Linked DNA regions of Homo sapiens: region 2 is linked to region 1. Evidence: read pairs that join two places in POLR2A ChIA-PET (ENCODE). Cell type or tissue: OCI-LY7. All regions are shown on one strand.

The links. ChIA-PET counts read pairs that join two places held together with the same protein. Peaks named below come from ENCODE experiments on the same cell type or tissue, not always from the same donor. Only the 100,000 strongest peaks of a DNase experiment are listed, where the experiment ranks them.
Region 2: POLR2A ChIA-PET joins it to region 1 with 5 read pairs; 2 of 35 experiments call an interaction of 5 or more read pairs at or near these places.

Annotation. Positions count from the first base shown.
Region 1 is chr17:48,463,149-48,465,648 of GRCh38, forward strand. It overlaps LOC101927166 (a long non-coding RNA gene), which reads left to right. Exons shown (of 6, transcript NR_110804.1): 6 at 2,299-2,500. Among named protein-coding and RNA genes, the nearest start is that of SKAP1, 34 kb to the left of the region's middle. In OCI-LY7, no CTCF peak of the experiment used is centred here; a DNase peak (open chromatin) is centred at 1,403; H3K4me3 peaks cover 1,055 bases; H3K27ac peaks cover 1,462 bases.
Region 2 is chr17:48,289,936-48,292,435 of GRCh38, forward strand. All of the region lies in intron 4 of SKAP1 (src kinase associated phosphoprotein 1), which reads right to left. Among named protein-coding and RNA genes, the nearest start is that of SKAP1-AS2, 3.2 kb to the right of the region's middle. In OCI-LY7, no CTCF peak of the experiment used is centred here; no DNase peak of the experiment used is centred here.

The DNA.
Region 1 (2,500 bases):
GCCAGCTTGGCACACTGCCTAGTTAGCAAGGGCAGGTGGGGGAAGCCGTGGCTGGTGAAAGGGATAGAGAAACAAAATCAGCAGAGGGTCTCAGAAGCCAAGAAAAGGGAGAATTTTGTGGGGTTTTTTTTTGTTTGTTTGTTTGCTTGCTTTGGTTTTTGTTTGTTTGATTGCTGGGATTACAAGCATGAGCCACTGCACCTGGCTGGAAAGGGAGAATTTTGATGTCCAGCCCTGTCTTCTCTGCGACCAGCATTGGCTGTCAGACTTCTTAGGGAGCTCTCCTGTAGGAGCAGAGCGTAACATCCTTTAACCAGACTGTGTTGTCTCTAACCACCTGGGTGGCTGAGGGAGTCCCAAGGCTTTGTGAGCCTTTGAAAGAAAAATCCAGGGAAGGGAAAATGGAGAAATATAATCAATAACAACAGCCTCGTTTTTTCCACTTCATATGCAGGAAGCAGTCCAGGGCTGTAGCTGCTGCTATGCTGGGTGTACTCTGGATATTCAAAAGGTCATCTGGCATAGAGACAGGCTAAATTATGGCTGGAGTGTATGAATCTGAGGAGGTTCTCCATTAACATTTATTAGGAATTGTCATCACTTCAACTCGAATGGGCCCCAGATGTGGAAACCCCGGCTGCCCCAGACTTCTCTTCTGGGCTGCAATCTCTCCTCTGATTTATTGTTATTAAACATGACCAGATTTTGTAGAGGGGAAAATTGAAGAAAGCAACACACGCATGGGGAACCATTGGGTGGAGGCTGCCAAGAGAAAAACAAACCATTTTATAATTTCTGGTGGCAGTGGGAACACATGGAGATGAGAGCTATTGTTACGAGGCTCCATAGAGCCTATTTCCTAAATCAAAAAGACACAAGCCTCAACTTCCAGGCAGTCTGTTTGAAGGGCAAATGTCCTAACCCTGAGGATGAGAGAGGGGCAGTTGAAGACAATGAGAAAGGCTAAGAATAGAGAGTTAGTGCTTAGAATTTGGGAAGCCATGGCAGGGATCCTCTTCCTTAAAATATATTACCTTACAGGGTGGATGGCTTCCTGGGAGTCATCACACCCCCACTGGATGTTAGGTCATTATGCTTATCAATAATATTTACTCTCTCATTGTGTAAATATTGCAAGGGATACCAAGAAGTCAAAATTAGAGTCCCACCTTCTGGTGATCTATTTCCTGTCTTTACTCAACATAATTTTATGAAGCACATCCTAGGTATCAGGCACTGCTGAAAGTGTTGAGGGAATATTAGTAAATGAAAGAGACAAAGACTCTCTCAGAGTGCTCTCTGAGCACTCACAAATCTGTAGGGGACAAACTCAGGAAGTAATTAAAATTAGCTACTAGACAAAAGTGTATAAAAGGAAGGCAGCTTAAAGAAAGACACCGTGTTAAGAGTCAGAACACCTGAACTCCAGTCCTGGCTCTACCGCCTAAGAGTCTTATGACTTCAGATGAGTTGGTACATTATTTAACTTTTGTGAACCTCGATTGTTTTTTGGGTTGTTTTGTTTTGTTTTTGAGACAGGGTCTCACTCTGTCACTGAGGCTGGAGTGCAATGGTGAGATTATGGCACATTGCAGCCTTAACCTCCCAGGTTCAAATGATTCTCCCACTTCAGCCTCCCAAGTAACTGGGACTGCACGTGCATGCCACCATGTTGGGCTAAGTTTTATATTTTTTTAGAGACGAGGGTCTCACTATGTTACCCAGCCTGGTCTCAAACTCCTAACCTCAAGCGATCCTCCCATCTCAGCCTTGCAAAGTGCTGGGATTACATGCATTAGCCACTGCACCCAGCCAAACATGAGCTCCTTGTTTGCAAAATAGTAATAAACCTGCCCTAACTATCTCACAGGTTTGTGTAAAAATTAAATGTGGTAATGTAGTCAAAGAGTTCCTTATAAACTAAATTGCTCTATGGCGTCAGGTTTGTAAGTGCCAAATAAATGGAAAGGTGGGTGTTATGGGATGGTTCATTTGCTTGCCAGGAACCTGGGGACACATCCTCTTCCGCTTTCTTTCAGGAAAAGGGGCAAGCAGGACTATCCCCAGGCCACCAGATACATGCCCCTTGGGGAGTCATTTACTAGTAGGGTCTGAATATCTGGTGCTGACTTCACTAGCAAGCCATCACTGGGAAGCCCTCCCTTACTGTGGCTCCTGTTCTTAGAACAGTGCATGGAAATTATCCCATGTGGGAACTATGGTAAGTGAACATAGATAATGAGGAAAGTCTCAGAAGGGCTACATCTAATTATTGTTCTTGCATTGTCCTCCTTTCAGAAAATTGTCTACATTCCTGCCTGGGCATGGTGGCTCATGCCTGTAATCCAGCACTTTGGGAGGCCGAGGTGGGCGAGTCACTTGAGTCAGGAGTTCGAGACCAGCCTGGCCAACATGGTGAAACCCTGCCTCTACTAAAAATACAAAAAATTAGCTGAGCATGGTGGTGCATGACTGTAATCCCAGCTACTTGGGAGGCTGG
Region 2 (2,500 bases), 170 kb before region 1:
ACATCTGCTGAAGAACTGAACATTAGTTTAAAATCCAGGAGTTAAGCAGTCAATAGTACCCTGAAGTGGGTGATGGAAATATTCTCAGAATTAGTATGAATTTTATTATTAAGGGACAGATGGATTTATAAGATCTCAAAATTTTGAGGCACATTCTCTATTTTAGATACTTGAAAAATCTGTTTCATATGTTTGGATATCAAAGTCCACTAAATCTACTATGATAACAATTCGTCTATGAGGCCAGTTTCATGTCCTTGATGATTAGAAACTAAACATGGGTTACAAGGTAGAGAAAGGGGCAATTCAAGAATTATTTGTAACTAAAGATGGTATGTTTTTTAATGTTATTATCAGAGGAAAGAAACAAAACCATTAAAAAATTATGTAACATTATTAAATTTAATTCAAGCCAATAATCTAAGCTTACACTGAACACTCATTCCAACTATTTAACCCTGGCTGCTGAGCTGAGGCTATAACAGCAGGTGGGTTATCAGACAATGCACTAGAATTTCACAAGATCGATTAAGTCAGAAGATAAACAAGAACTTCCCCAGCCTCTTTTATTCTTCCCGGATAATCTGTTTTATGTTCTTGAGGAAGGAAAGGCAAATCTTAAGCTTTACACTGTACCTTAGCACACTTTGTCTCTCTTCCCTATTTTATTTCTCACATAGTTTACATTACATCATGTCATTTCATTTATTGCCCCCTGAGGAATGCAAACTATGTGAAGGCAGGGTTTTCCACTGACATATCTCCAGTGCCTAGAACAGTACCTGGCACATAGTAGGTGCCCAGTAAATATCTGTTGAATAAATGAATGAGATTTCTGTAACTGGATAATTAGGGTTAGCAGAAGTCAATTTTAAATATTCAAAGAAAAGAAAAATATTTTACAAAAAATTAAAGACACTTCTGACCTGGTGTGGTGACTCACACCTGTAATCTCAACACTTTGGGAGGCAAAGGCAGGAGGGTCGCTTGAGGCCAGGAGTTTGAGACCAGCCTGGGCAACATGGTGAGAATGTTTCAAAAGACAAAAAATTAGCTGGCTGTGGTGGCATGCGCCTGTAATCCCAGCTACTCAGGAGGCTGAGGCAGGAGGGGTTTGAGGCTGCAATGAGTTATGATGGCACCACTGCACTCCAGCCTGGGTGACAGAGTAGACCCTGTCTTAAACAAAAACAAAAACAAAAACAAAATCATAAACTTTTGCTCAGAACTTGCATTTCTCTAACTTTGCAAGCACAAATTTTTATACCTGTTGACCACCTTCATGGGGTTACTTTGAAAATAGTAATTACTAAAGCCCACTTCACTGAAAATTTGAGAGTTAATTTTTAAAATTTCTGAATTTTGGGGCCACTGGTGCTGGAAAAAAAAATTACTCTCTCTGTTCTCTTTCTTGTAAAAAATTCAGTGCTAACCCACACAAATCCAGACAGCTGCCTCATCTATTCTGCTTCATCTATTCTCTTGCTGAGGACATTCTATATTCTTAGGTTCCTATTGAACAACAGCACCATTCTGAAAAATTTGCGTACTGGCAATCAAATCATTCTGCAAACAGTAACGCAGATTCCAATGATAAGATGAGTGAGCAGGATGCAAGAACATCTTAAAGATCACCTGCCACACTTGTGTTTGAGGTGCTCAATGGCTGTTTACACCAAGTGCCATCTGGCTCTATAGATATAATAACAATTATTCCATTGAGGTGTGTAGCTCCCTAAATCATATTAATATACAATGATTCCGCTAGTCTTATAGGAGTTGATGTCTTTGTGCGCTCTCATTTAACCTGGGTAATGCGCTAAAACAAGTCTGCCTCATCATTAAGAATTGATTTTTTATTTATGTGAATGTCACTGGCAATCCCATGATATCCCTTTGTAATTCAGTTGAACAGGACTGCATACTAGCGTTAATCTATTTTTATGGCATATCTTTAAAAATTTGCAACATCTTGCTACATTTGGATATTTATATAGAGATTTGTGTTCCTGCAGAAAGCTGTTGTTAGCTTTGGAGATCCACTTCATATAGCAATAGGGCAAGTATCTAATATACTTCATTAGCTATCTTATATCAGATAAGGGTTTATTTCTTTAAATTATTTAACCTTGGTATAACCTACTAAAATCACATAAATCACAAATACACTAATGAAAATCATTAGTTTAGCCTATTCAAAAAAAAAAAAAAGAAAGAAAGAAAGAAAAGAAAAAAGAAAACTTCCAACAGGGATAAAATTAAAACATTTTAAAATCAGCCCTCTGGAAGCATTTCATGAAAGTAACTTGGTGAATTTGTCATGATCACTCATTTCTTAATGTTGTCATTGGTCAATCGTTTAGTCATTGATGTTAACAACTATTCTGATGTGCTAACATTTGTAAAAAAAACCAAAAAAACAAAAACACATCGCTTTTTTTCTGGCTGATTCAAAATCTGATTTTAAAAGTCATAGTTACAACTATTTATAAATATGCCT